Linked DNA regions of Homo sapiens: region 1 is linked to region 2. The links are chromatin contacts, found by Hi-C or POLR2A ChIA-PET in ENCODE. All regions are on one chromosome and are shown on one strand. The core of a region is the stretch at or near the end of the contact, and the rest is flanking DNA. Distances in the headings are between cores, read along the strand shown. Region 1 overlaps SLX4IP (SLX4 interacting protein). Region 2 overlaps SLX4IP (SLX4 interacting protein).

What was found. A loop is a pair of places that touch in the nucleus more often than their neighbours do. ChIA-PET counts read pairs that join two places held with the same protein, here RNA polymerase II (POLR2A). Pooled maps may share reads with other maps.
Region 1: a loop to region 2 is called in a map of Right ventricle myocardium inferior, with 2.1 times the contacts of the local background. The contact joins two enhancer-like sites. A Hi-C loop is called at or near these places in 1 of 168 maps with a recorded cell type or tissue (Right ventricle myocardium inferior) and 4 of 50 pooled maps. POLR2A ChIA-PET finds 5 or more read pairs at or near these places in 1 of 52 experiments (PC-9).

Annotation. Positions count from the first base shown.
Region 1 is chr20:10,606,638-10,613,610 of GRCh38, reverse strand. The region is part of intron 6 of SLX4IP (SLX4 interacting protein); the gene reads right to left. It also overlaps the pseudogene DNAJC9P1. Among named protein-coding and RNA genes, the nearest start is that of MIR6870, 40 kb to the left of the region's middle. Within about 2 kb of position 3,177, at least 12 of the 41 ENCODE cell types and tissues checked have a DNase peak (open chromatin) inside an H3K27ac peak, as active enhancers do.
Region 2 is chr20:10,463,298-10,470,802 of GRCh38, reverse strand. The region is part of intron 2 of SLX4IP (SLX4 interacting protein); the gene reads right to left. Among named protein-coding and RNA genes, the nearest start is that of SLX4IP, 32 kb to the right of the region's middle. RefSeq lists an enhancer at 3,532-4,231. Within about 2 kb of position 2,155, at least 5 of the 41 ENCODE cell types and tissues checked have a DNase peak (open chromatin) inside an H3K27ac peak, as active enhancers do.

The DNA.
Region 1 (6,973 bases), core at 1,928-4,427, 140 kb before region 2:
CAGAAAGGAGTTGGGGCTTGATGAAGGCGTGGATAGCCTGAAGGCAGCCATTCAGAGCAGACAAAAGGATTGGCAAAAGGAAATGGACAATTTTCTGGCTCAGATGGAAGCAAAGTACTGCAAATCTTCCAAAGGAGGAGGGAAAAAATCTGCTCTCAAGAAAAAAAAGAAATAATGGAATTTTTCTCTTCAAAGGTCCTTAGGTGTAAATTGATGCCATTGTAAGCAAGGTGCAGGCAAGACTTGAAGGCAAAAAGCAATTCAACTCTTGAGAAAAGGTGTCTTTCCAGCCTGAATTTTTCAGATTGACTAGACCAAGCAGAATCTCTCAACCTGATCTTAGTATTTCCTAGAAAGCACTTGACATTGTGTGAGGTCTCACCTGAAGGAACTTGGTGGTGACAGTTGGGAGGGTGGAGGGAGGCAGTGTCCCTTCCTGACAGCACTTGCCTCCATGGATCTTCTGTACACAGCACTCTTATCTAGGATGTGGTTCTGTTCATGCCGCTTTCTGCGATGTGCGTGTCTGTTAGAATAGGCTCTCTACCCAGCTAGAACACCTTCCAGACACTTGCTGGACAGCTATCTTCCACATACTTCCCAGTTTACATTTGGTCTTAATGATCTTGAATAGATTCTCTCTTCATTTTACTCAGCCAGGTTTTGTACTGATGTACAGGTGTTAAATTACTTCAAGCATTTTTGTAAGATTTGTATATGATTAAATAAAAAAGGTAAAACATGATGATTAAAAAAATAATAATAATTAATGGCTGGGCGTTGTGGCTCATGCCTGTAATCCCCGCACTTTGGGAGGCCCATGCGGGTGGATCAGCTAAGGTCAGGAGTTCGAGACCAGCCTGACTAACATGGTGAAATCCTGTCACTACTAAAAACACGAAAATTAGCCGGGCGTGGTGGTGCATGCCTGTAATCCCAGCTACTCAGGAGGCAGGAGAATCGCTTGAACCTGGGAGACGGAGGTTGAGGTGAGCCGAGGTCACGCCACTGCACTCCAGCATGGGCAACAGGAGCGAAACTGCATCTCAATAATAATAATAGTAACCCAACCAGAGTATTTTGAAAAGTAGGCAATTCACAGTAGAATATTACAAAACATAGTCTTAGGGCATATTCAAAATGTTACTGCTTCTCGATTCCTCCTAATCACATCTGCTGAGAATGATACACCCAGAGTTGATCGAATCAGGCTGAGGCTCCTGGCACACGAGTCCCAGCACAGAGGTGAAACGGAGTGGAGTCTAAGGTCTCATGTTCATTGTTGGCTTGTCCCAGGGCCAGCTTCTCAACCCCTTGATGGTTGGTTTCTCATCTACCTTACAGGACTGTTTGGGAAATTTAAATGCAGTGAGGTGTAGGAAGCAACTTTGGAAACTGGAGAGTGTTGAACACATTTTCAAATGTGATGCCTTCACAAACCATGTGGGGCTGGAGAGAAGGCAAGAGTGCCTTGTATTCATGAAGAACTCATATGATTCCCAAAGTCCTTTTCCCAACATCTCATCTGGTCCCCAAGGAGTATTCATCAGGGCAGGTATTGTCACTATGTGATGGATGAGAAGAATGAGACCCACAAAGACTGAGGCCGTGCATGTAGTCAGGGGCAGAAATGAGTCTAGGAGGCCTGCTCCCTGTGCAGTAGTACTCTCTTCACTTTGCCCAATGGCCACAGTATCATTTGCCATCATGGTTAGATATGGACTTATAGAAAGAGAAGAGCACTTTGGCTCCAGTCCTCTCTTGGTCACTACCTGACTGTGATATTTGGACAACTGACATATTCTCTGAGCACCAGTTTCTTCATCTATAAAAAGAGAGATGATAATAATGCCTCTATGGTGGATACTCATTCAGTTCCTGGAAGCAATGCTCAGATTTTGTCCTGGAAAATCACATCTTCAACCCCCATCCATGTCCATGCATTTCAAGAGACCTTGTTTCCCTACCTGACTCCAGAAACTGGCCTGTGGCTCAGGCCAATCAAACTACTGAACTAACAAGCCTCAAAGAGATGCATCAGCCACAGCTGTCCTGGCAAGAGGCCTCACCTCCCCCTGCTGGAAGGATATGGACCTGAGGCTGCCGGGACCAACCACCACACATAAGCTGAGAGTGAAGCCAACACAGTGGAATCTGGAGCCAAAGATGGTGAGAAATGGAGTCTTAATGATATTCTTTGTGTCTCTGATCAAGCTGTACCTAAAGCCTGGACTTTTCAGGGGCATGAGACAAAAACCTTCCTTTTTTGGCTAAGCTGCTTTGAGTTGGCCTTGCTGTCTCGTGAAAATGAAAAGGTTCAAGACTGATACAATCTCTTCTCAGGTTTGTTGCACTGAATAGGTTATTGTATGCGACAGCCCTCTGCAAATAATTAAAACCTTCTGCCAACAATAAAAGCAGATTAAAAGTGTAATATATTATCAGCTTATTTGGGGGGCATATAATAATGTTAAAGTATGAAACTGGAACATTTTAATTTGTAATGAGGCAAAAAGAACGTTACAACCATACTTTAGTGGACACCTCATGATTTTCAGGAGCATCAGCGATGTGAAATATGACACATAAGAAAGCCTCAGTTAGTTACAGAAAAGCAGTGCAAACAGAGCATGAATGACAATGACTACAATCCCAGACCACAAGGCAAAATGGCTGCGCAGAAGCCACCTGTCTTTAAAATGAAGAAGTCTCTCTTTCCTAAATTTCACTAATAATACTTTTTAAATTTTTTGATAATAACTAAGTAAAAAGGGCAAAACAGGTGGGACAGAGTCGCAATGAATAACGAAAAGAAAAGATGGAAACACACAAGCATGTATGTATTGACTCAAGGGAACTGAGGCAAACAGGAGGTGAAATGAAAAGTGGCATCGCATGAATTCCACTGGGACTGAAGTTGTTTTTCTCTAAAGATGACAATGATGATGGACATTTGTTCTGAGACCAAAGGCAAAACACTTGGCACAGGGGCTAGCACCTGGTATGTGAGTCCACGTGAGACATGCACGAGGCAGACATGACCTTCCCCATTTCAGACTTGAGGATACTGATGCTCTGGATGGCCAAGCCATCTGCCCAGTTCCCACAGTGAGGGGCAAGCCTTCATTCCACACGTGTCTGGCCCAGAGTCCGTCCTCTGAGGACTTCACTTCTCTGCCTTCCCATGAAAAGGGCGGGTCTCTAAGGGGAAGTGAGCCAGGGCTGCTGATAATGCTGTCATTTGGGTTAGTAGTGAATACTCTCATTTTCTCTTTAAAATTATTTTTTAAAAGTTTTCTTTTCTTCTGAATTGATGCCAGTGAAGCTCTTGTGTAGATCTGGGGAAGCACCCATAAGTGGCTGCAAACAGTATCACCCTAAACATGAAATCGGTGAAAATAATCAAGGAAGTTATTTTGCAGGAAGTATACATTTCACAGGGATTTTCCAGTTTACATTCACCTACCCTCAAGAACCTAAAAATATATCCTGACCAACCTTAGCCTCTATGCTCAAATCTCTGGTGCCAAACAAGTGTGACAAACTTGGACATTTTGAAGAATTTATGGGTTTGGGCCAACACTTGACATTGTGAGGCTTATCAACTGTTCTGAGAATTGGATAGAAGCTATTTAACTTTGACCAGAAAAAAACATAAAAATACACATTTTTTTTTTAATTTTAAGGAATTCATGAATCATAGGCTAGTAACTCCAGTTTAAAAGTAGAAGGGAAACATCTGTAAAAAATAGAGAAAACATACTAGGAATTATCCAAGGCAGAGTTGGGCCACTTTAGGAGGTCTTCTTGTTAAAAAAAAATGCCTTCTCTGACAAAGGCCTGTGGTTGAAAAGTGCCAACACCTGTGGGAAGGTAGACAGACCTCTTTCGGGATGATGAAAGAAGGATAATGTCTTTCCTAACATCTCACCTGACTGAGCATGTGGGCCTGAACAGGGACATGGTGGAGAGAGGTGGGTAAACATGAAGTCCAGCTGCGCAGGGAGTAGGGCTAACCAGGAGAGAGCCCACAGTAGCCCTGGGCACTGATGGGAAAAGGGTCTAAGAGCTAGAGAGAACACACCACAGATGATTGTCTCATTTCAAAATTCTGCTCTGAGCTGGCCTTCTGCCCAGGGATGTGGAAGGAATAGCTCTTGCCATTTCCCTGAGATACAGATACTAAGGCCTCCTCTTTCCAAGACTCAGAGCTCATGATAGTAACAGCTTTTGTGAACTAGTCTGGGAACCTCATCCCGTTATGACACTGTATCCTTGGGAAAATGAGTATTGAATTCTAAATCATCTGCTAACTAATGAACTCTCTGTGCTATCACTGTGGGTGTTCTGATGAAGATGGGCTTTTAGGAATTCAAGCCTGAGAAGTCTGCTGTCTCTTGATTCCTACGTACTTTAGAGAGGTGACTGGGTTTTTCCTCCAAAGCCGTATCTCAATGTGAGTCTGCTGGCAGCTACTGGAAATCGAAGGTGTTGAGCTGGGTGGTCGCTGCTCCTTCTCCTCCTCCTCTTCCTCCTCTGGATGTTGGTTAACAGAACTCCCACTGAAGGTCACAAGTTTTTGCCTTTAGCGTGTCTCTTTCTCCAGCACTGACTGGCTGGCTAAATGGGGGTTTATCACTTAACTCTTTGGTACTTTAGTTTTTATAGCTGCAAAATAAAGTTGAGCTGGCAAGTGGAGAAAATAATTAGGGAGTCGAGTTTCTTGGGAAAATATTAATAATATAAGCAGAATGATAGTGTCAGGTATTTTTCTCCTTTCAAGCAGGAAGGAGAAGATTGTACAGCAGTCTGTTAATGTGGCGTTAATTGCATTTAAATGAAGACTTCTTCAGAGAAGAAAGGAAATGATGTTGATAAAAATTAATACTGTATAAGTGCCTTAGACTTTCTATGACCTTTTTTTTTTTTTTTTTTTTGAGACAGAGTATTGCTCTGTCACCCAGGCTGGAGTGCAGTGGTGCAATCTCGGCTCACTGCAAGCTCCGCCTCCTGGGTTCACACCATTCTCCCACCTCAGCCTCCTGAGTAGCTGGGACTACAGGCGCCTGCCACCACATCCGGCTACCTTTTTTTTTTTCCTGTATTTTTAGTAGAGATGGTGTTTCACTGTGTTAGCCAGGATGGTCTCGATCTCCTGACCTCGTGATCCGCCCGCCTCGGCCTCCCAAAGTGCTGGGATTACAGGCATGAGCCACCGCGCCTGGCCTTCTATGACATTTTAATATTCATTATTTCACTTGCTCTTTAGGAAAACTTGAGAACGCTGTACAGAAAGTATCATGTTTACCTTTGCTTAACAAGTTAGGTGACTAGTGCTCTTGTGAAGCCAGATGACTTGTGTAAGGTCATCAGTGAATAAGGGGAGAGGCAGTGGTCAAAGCCAGGTCTTTACATTTTAACTCAAATCCCTTTTCCAGTTGTTCTATTCCCCACCACGTTTTTCCTAATCAAATCTATCAAAGGGTTCATCAATGGAGATCACGGGCCTCTGCACAGGCAAAGATACACTATGAGAAAAAAACCACAAAGGATTGGGGATGGAGATACATCCTATTCCAACTTATCCTATCTAATGATCCTCATTCATTTAACCTATCCTATTCTACTTCAGCAAAGGGCAGGTTCCCTTGCAGGAATGGCAGTGGTGGGAGGAGGCACAAACCATGTTTTTCACAAATACTGGCTAAACATTTGGGAAGATTTCATTATTAAGAAAAGAGAACAAATTTCATTATTAACAAAAGAGAACTCAGGTTACTGTAATATACAAGCAAAAGACAATCTTTTAAAAAATGATCTCACCCTAGAGATTTTTTTTTTTCTTATTTTCTCCATCTTAGTCTAGAGAAACTAACCAACAGAGGACATCTTCATCCTCACTACCAGCATTTTCAGAGGGTCATCTCTCTGCCAGTCCCTATAAGGTTGGGTGGGGATGGTGGCTATCCAAGGAAAACAGCCCATCGTAGGCCACTTGCTGAGGGTGTGGCCCTAATCTATTCCTTAACTATCTGTTGAACATGTTCTGACCCTGAGCCTTGGCCTTAACTGATTGGAAAGGGACAGGGCAGTCAGCCTTGGGAGGGGGCAAGCACCATGAGAATTCTTTCACACTAAACAGTAGTGTGACTTAAGAGAAGTGTTCTATTTAGTGCTTAAACATTGTCTCTTGGCAGTATGTCCCACTAATCTTTCTACTTAGATGATGCTAGTGAGGACTAGCCTTGTGTGGCTGATGCAGGTCAGCAGAACCTTGATGGCTATTTTGGCCACAGCTCAAATGAAGCATAAGGCAGAGAACCCAAATATCTTAGTGTCATCAGCGAAATCCAGCTGCTAAGGGGCAAAAGAGAGTCTGCTCCCTACAGATGCCTCATTGTCATGTGTGCACTGACGGTGTGGCAGAGGCAGACACAGCTCGGCTGTCCCTTAAACCTAAAGACTATAATTAGCATAATATTGGTCACTACACGGAATAAAAAGGACCTCATATCATAAACTAAAATACATTCCATAAAAGTATCAGAAGAAAATACAAGTGTTTATCTAATTTGAAAAACATAACACCAACATCATCGAAAGCAGAGATCATTACAGAAAACACAATTCTGAGGAAAAACAATGCATCCTACCATACAGCACTGACATACAAGTGAAAGGAAAATAATAAACTCACTGAGAGTTACTTTCCTTACTAGATAAGAAGTCTTCATGTAGCAGAGTTTGTCAAATACAAAATCATCAGTAAAAAAAATGGACAGAAACACATAACTGACAAATAGGGTCCTAGTTAAAATACATACACACGGACCTCAGTTTATTAAGTATGATGTATGAAGAGATACCATCCAGATCACTAGCAGAGACTTTGTGTTCAGGGTTGTGGCTAGTTTTTATTTTCTTTATATATATTTGGATTAAAAGCTTTTTTGTACAATGAATATGTACAATA
Region 2 (7,505 bases), core at 906-3,405:
AGAACCACAAAAATTTAGAACCAGACATGATCTCAATACTAATCAGTAACATATGGTGAATTTTTCAGGTAATAAGGATCCGGATGCTAGACCTGGTACATACCTTACCAGAATCTATATAATGCTATTCCACTGTGGAACAAACAGCATGACATTCTTTTTTCACCTCATATTAAACTCGCAAAATATAGCACAAGTGTGTGCATGTGTGTATGTGAGTGTTTAAGGTAACTATTAATAACCTGATTATTTCCAACAGTCTGAAAATCAGTGTTTTTGTCACATGACACTCACATGGGACAAAGTGACACATATAGAGGCCTAGCTTCCTGTATTACTTAATCATGGATATTCCAAGAGCCTACTACTAGAGAAGTATCTCAAAGCACAATTAGCAAACACTATGCATCGTTACATTATTTGGCTAATGACGGCTACGCTGCTGTACGTTTTTGCCATTTCAATGGAATGTCATTTCCATGGAATTCTCTGGGACTGTAAATTGCAAGGACACTCTCAATCGCTACCCCATCCCTCACTTTCTCAACCAAGCATCCCCCAAACTAAGAGTAATAATAACAAAAAGGAAAGGTGAGTCGGATGAGCAGTAATGGTAATAAAACTATGACTTCAAGGATTTCTTTCCAGACTCGACTGGCCCCCTCCAGCCCTTACTGCTGGGACCAGGGCGGAACTGGGGTCCCAAAGCTTTCAAAGGACAAAGAGGATCCTTACTCTCCGACCATCATCTCCAGGTTCCTGAATCTGGAAAGGAAGTACTGAAGAGGCAGTCTTGTGTCACTCTGAGAATGCTTTCCCTGGGGCCACTTTGGATAGTTTTCGTCGTTGGGACTGTCTTCCCTCGGTGTTTGGTGGTGGTACATCCTAGTGAGGAGGACTCTATGACAGAAGCAATCTAAATATACACATTCATAAAAGGCTAGGGATGCAAGTGTGCACATACAACCACCAGGCAAACAAACAGGCATTTAGGATGTCATAGTAACGTGGGCACGAGCCAACGACTGTAAAAGCACTTTAGTTGCTGTGCTTCTTTAGATCACAGCGGGAAGATACTTTATAAAACATTGGAACAATGATGCCCCCTACAGCCCTCAGAGAGAATCCAAGGTGCTTACTGAGTTCATCTATTTGGTAAGAGATCCTGAGTTTACTTTTCTGGTAAGAATTAATTTTTACACTAGAATAAGTAATAAAAACACATGCTTTGTACATATGTTGGAAAAAATTAAAAGTATCAAGGTCTAACACTAAGAAATTATTAAAATAAAATATAATGTCTAGACAATCAAAACCATTATACTGAAACATTTTACTTTTCTGAAGCATATAGAAGCAAATTCTATGGATTGTCATCTTGATTATTAATAGAGATTATTTTCAAAAGAATTATTAAAAATATTTTCAAAGTGGAACTGTGGACTCCTAAAAGGAGAAATAGGTTGAGATGATTTTTTTTTTAAAAAAACAAATATACCACAAATTGAAGATTACAACATTCCCTGACTGGAACTGAAAAAAAGACCAGTAAGAAATAATCCAAAGCTGGAGTGACTTCCCTGTTCTCTATGAGCCAAGACGAAGAAACTTGTCATCTTTGGGACAAGGAAAGTGGGGGGTACTGGGCACTTCAGAAATGCTTTAGACCACACTTGTCCAACTCGCTGCCCAGGATGGCTTTGAATGCAGCCCAACACAAATGTGTAAACTTTCTTAAAACATTATGAGATTTTTTTTGCGATTTTTTTTTAAAGCTATTGTTAGTATAAGTGTATTTTATGTGTGGCCCAAGACAATTCTTCTTCCAGTGTGGCCCAGGGAAGCCAAAAGATTGGACACCCCTGCTTTAGATTATTCAAGGTCTGTGCAGATATGAAAGAAGCATAGGACAGCTCCTTCTTCCCAGGGAATGTGGCTAGGCATAATGTATATAAAAGCAGATGTATATCACCTCAAGATGATGTTCTTAGGAAAGAAAACAAATTGGAAATATATATAAAACATAACATAAACTGCACATAACAGTCAAAAAAACACATAGCAAGAGAGAAATCAATATGGGAAAGGTTTAGATGTGTAACAAAGAAAAAGCAAGTCATTCACTGGTCAAGCTTGGAAAAAGCTGAAGGGTGTGGACCAAGGAAGAAAAGGTGAGAGATAGCAAACAGAGGGAAAACCACAGAAAAGCCAGATGACTGCAGGAAATGCAAATGCATTAGTTTCACAGGAATAAGTGGGCCACGTTCCCCAGTTCCAAGATGAAAACAAACATGGGTCCAAGTTAAAAAGGAAGGGGAGAGTAATTATCAGAATGCCTTACGTCTAGCTGGAGAGTTCAGATTAGATCCATTTAAACAAAAGGAATTACCCTGATCACCTAAGCAAGGAAGTAACATGATGAATATGATGTTAAGAAAACATTACCCTGGCACTTGTCTAGATGAACTGGAATGGTAAGAGAAGAGAGGCACAGAGGTCCTCAGAGATTAACATGGACATAAAAACAAGGACAATAAAGGCTTGAATTTCTAAGAGGAGTAAATTCAAGATGCTCTGCAGAGCAGGAATGCGTTTAGTAAGTGACTAAAGAATGAAGGACGAGACATCATTTGGCAAGCCCAGGGTGTGTGGAGGCAGCATCAGAGACTTTCAAAGCAAAAATCAGCTTAGATGAAAGCCATGATAAACTCAGTTCTTTGTTTGAAGTTTTAGGGATCAATGTAGGCAGAAACTTCTTGGAGGCAGGTGGAAAGTTGAGACTAAAAAGGAGGATAAGAAGCCAGAGCTGTATTTACACATTTTTAGTCATCCAAAAAAAGAACAGACTAGTTTATCTATTATCACATGAGGAAAGGACTGGGAAAATGAAGCCTAGAAAACTGGGTGTCTGGCCAGAAAGGCAGAGAGAACTCTTAGAAAAAAAAAATTAATTTCAAGTCCAAGAACTTTGTTTCAAAGTCATCAACACTCAGAGCAGATGCCTTACAGAGTGAGAAGGTATCTAAAAGCTCTAAGCCTGAGATAAAACTCATTGGGTGACTGCTGGTGTGAAAACTTTTACTAATTTTATTTCAATTCTTTCACGAAATCAGCACATACTTACTTAAATACAGCTTCCAGCATGAGCAAAGCAATAGAACAATGATACTGAATGGGAAAACAGCATCCTATGTTAGTTTGGGCATAGCATCAACCACTCTGCAAACTCGCATTGACCCTGTATGTCTTTAAAACATAAAGCTCTTACAAGGAATACATGAAATTAAGGAGGAATTGGAAGATGCAGACTTTAAGTATCAGGAGAAGAAATATAGAGGTACTTCTTTCACTTTAAAAGTTTCACAGGGACAAATCTCTGTAAAATCATTCTTCGGGACAAAGGTTGCACACTCCAAAGTTATTTCCAGTAAGGAATATAACCATTTAAAATGTTTGTGATTTATTCTGTTTAGGCACTTCAGTTTTATTCTTTCTTAAAATGTGTAGAAAAATCAGTACCTAGAACTCAATTGATATGAAAATAATTGCATAAATCTTTTCAATGTGATACACAAAATCAACGCAGCCATTTTCAAATGAGCACTGATAATAGTCAGTACCACGTTCCCATTTAAGTAGACGAAAAAACCTAGGACACAGGATTTAAGTGATTCCTTGAGGCAAACTAGCAAGACAAAAGCCTAGTGATTACCCATTTACCATTCAACTGTCTCTTTCTCTGAAAGTTTAAAGAGCTGCTCTATACTTTTACTATAAAGGGGAAATCATTGTCAATTCTTAGGCTTATTTCTCTTTTTGTGGTGTTCTAAGGAATGTGAAGACTAAGGTTAACTGAAATTCAGAGAAGAATATAAAACTATAATTGCTCTGAAAGAGTGGAAAGAAAAACATTGATAGTAAAGATGCAGGGAGTTCTTTTTTTTTTAATAAAATCTCTCCTTTCCTCCTAAATATTAATAAAACCTTAAATCTTTTACTTTAGATTCAGAAAACGACTCAAGCTTCCCACCCCTAAATTCCAGCCCTCCCCTCTCCCAAAATAAAAAGTAGACAACCCCATCAAGAGCAAAAGTAAAAGCGTTTAGCCTCCTGGAATGGGTGGGAAGAAAGAGGAGGGGATCATTACACATTCCCTGTAGAAGACAAAGCCAGATGCACATTCCAGAGAAATCTGGCGGGTCCGAGTTTTTCCTTAAATACAGACTGGCCTGTCACTAAGCCAGGCTCTGTAATCTTCCCAGGCTGCCACCGCTAGGGAAGCCAGGAATCCCTTCTAATTAATCAAGCCCTCCCAACAAAAATTTTCCCACCCACAATAAAGTAGGTTGGGGGGGAAGGGAAGCAGCAGAGAAAGCTCTGCAGCCAAAAGAATTCTAGACTTTAGTATAATACCTAACTAATCCAAGAAAACAGATGCAGGAAGCAGAGGAAATTATCTACAGAGACACACAATGAGGTAGGAAACTTTCACAGCACTGCTCCGCTGGGACCCAAAATTTAAATTCAAAATCATAAGTTAGAATTATTATTGAGAGCGACCCTGGCAACATTCTATACTTTTTCAAATGCCTCTAAGGCAGCGGGTGGACACATAAACTTTCCTGAGGTAGACACCATGTGTATCACTTGACACTTTTAACAATAATTTGATATTTGGATTTCTTTTTTATTTTACTAAAGTTTTGTTTTAATGGATAAACATTCATGACTATTACATTATGTGTCCATGTCTATTTCTTGCAAAGGAAATGGCTTTACCTTGGCCTTGCTAACTTACCCCACACCTGCAGCCAGTTTAACCCAAGGTAACTTCATTGAATGCTTATTCTGATAAGGTACCAGGAGGTAGGAGTACCAAGGATACAGCAATTTAGATCTGTGTTGGCCAATACAGCCGATACTAGCCAGTGGTGCCTACTGAACATTTGAAATGCAGCTAATAGGAATTGAGATGTGCTGTAAAAGATATATTTGTAGGCCGGGCACAGTGGCTCACGCCTATAATCCCATCACTTTGGAATGCAGAGGCAGGCGGATCACTAAAAGTCAGGAGTTTGAGACCAGCCTGGCCAACATGGCAAAACCTCATCTCTACTAAAAATACAAAAATTAGCTGGGCATGGCGGCATGTGCCTGTAATCCCAGCTACTTGGGAGGCTGAGACAAGAGAATCACTTGAACCTGGGAGGCAGAGGTTGCAGTGAGCCAAGATCTTGCCACCGCACTCCAACCTGGGCGACAGAGCAACAAGCGAGACTCAATCTCAAAAAAATAGATAAATAAAAGATATATTTGTATACATATTCTATACATAAATCAGTGTGTGTGAGTGTGTTTATTTCAGACTTTGCAAGCAATAAGGTCTTTGTTTCAACTACTCAACCCTCCACTTCATTGTAGCATAAAAGCAGCCAGGGATGATATGTAAACAAGTGGGAGTGGCTGGATTCCGGTAAAACATTATTTACAAAAACAAGCAGCTGGCATGTGGGCTGTAATTTGCAGATCTCTGGTCTAGATCTTTTCCCTACCCTAAAGAGTTTATTATTTTGGAAATTTTAAAACACTGGGGTGGGTGCAAAGCTTGGGTTTAAGATTGCTATGAAGCCTTGGGGAGATGCGCCTGCTGCTACCACTTCTTTCAGTTAAAATAAGAGTCACTCACTGAAGTACAGGACATACCTCCCTGCTAGAAGCTGCAGTAGCCCAGAAGTCTATAGACCCTGAAAGTTATACTTCCAAGGATTCCTACATCTCATGCACTACTGCCATTTCCTGGAAGTCTGGCCTCAGAAGAGTCTTCAACTCTTGAAAGAGTTCAAGAGCCAGCTGTGCGGTGGCAGTGCCGCCTGTAGTCCCAGCTACGTAGGAGGCCAAGTCGGGAGGACAGTTTGAGCCCAGGAGTTCATGTTCAGCCTGTGCAACATAACGAGATCCTGTCTCTAAAAAATAGTGATTAAAAAAAAGAATTCAAGGCCAGAACCACAGCCCTTAAAAACAAAAAAAAAGTATTCATATGCAGGAAGGTCAGATGGGTAAGTCGTTTGCATGAATAATTAATGCCATTCCAAGGGCAGTCTTAGAATAAACAACCCAGATGAAGTGTCAAACTATTTGGTGTTCATCAATTTTTCTGTTACTTTGAAACCCTGCTCTAACCAAGTACTTTTCAACCCAGTCAAAAGTGGCTGCATCTATGTGAAAAATTTGCATAAGTTAATTAATTCCTTTTAAATGTTATTTATTATTATTGTTTTTAATTTAGAGATGGGGTCTCACTATGTTACTCAGGCTGCTGGTCTCTAACTCCTGGCCTCAAGTGATCCTCCCTCCTGGGCCTTCCAAAATGCAGGGATTACAGATGTGAACCACTGTACGCAGCCTACATTTTATTTATGCACTTAATTTTTATATTAATGCATAGACACATATTAAAACGACATATCAAAGTGAGGTCTCAAGCTGGGTGTAGTGGTGCACATCTGTAGTCCCAGCTACTCAGGAGGCTGAGGCAGGAGGATTGTTTGAGCCCAGTAGTTCAAGATCAGACTGGGCAGCATAAGGAGACCCCATCTTTCAAACAAACAAACAAACAAAAAAACAAAATGGCCTCTTCTGCCTCATCCAGCCCCCTCTCTCACTCCAACTCTCACTCACCATGGGCAACCACACTGAAACTTAGCTTTTTGATCTGGTAATTTGCCAACATATTTCTAAACACTATGTTTATCCTACGAATGTCTTATTATTTCAGTTTTATATACTTTATGTGGAAAATGAAGACTTAATCCTTATACCTGCCCTCCCACATGTTTCCTTCCCCAGCCTTCCAAAACTTGGAGTTCACAATATTATGAAATGTAACCTCTGTTCAAAGCTGAACCATGCAGGAGGATCACTTGAGCCTAGGAGTTCAAGGCCGCAGTGAGTTATGACTGTGCCACTGCATTCCAGCCTGAGCAACAGGGCAAGACCCCATCTCTATAACAAGAAGAACAAAAAGTTGAGCCACGTAGTATACTATGCTTAATTTCCTATCTTGCACAATCTTTTGTTTACTGAGAACTGAGGGTTGCATCATTTTTCTTTTGTTTAGTTTTCTATATTCCTATGACTAAATCATTCCCATGCTACCTGACAGGCCTAAAAAAATCTCTTCTCAATGCATTTAAATACATGATGTATTTTATTCATTTCATTTTTTGTTGAAGAAATCTTTCATGGAACCCTCTGTCTTCTTCCAATAGGACTGGTTACTTTGGTTGCAGTTCAGAAACCAATACCCAGAAATATAACACTTTGACATGCTAAACTAAAAAAGCAGCAGCAAGGTCTCTCTGACCTCCTCCCCTCCTCCTCTCAATCCGTTATCTCTCCCAAAGCACAAGATGAGGCTCTCCGCTGAAGCTCTATTATCTGCCCAGAAACTGGATACCCAAAGAGGAACACAATTGCCTTCCATATTCCCTGAAATTATCTATAGC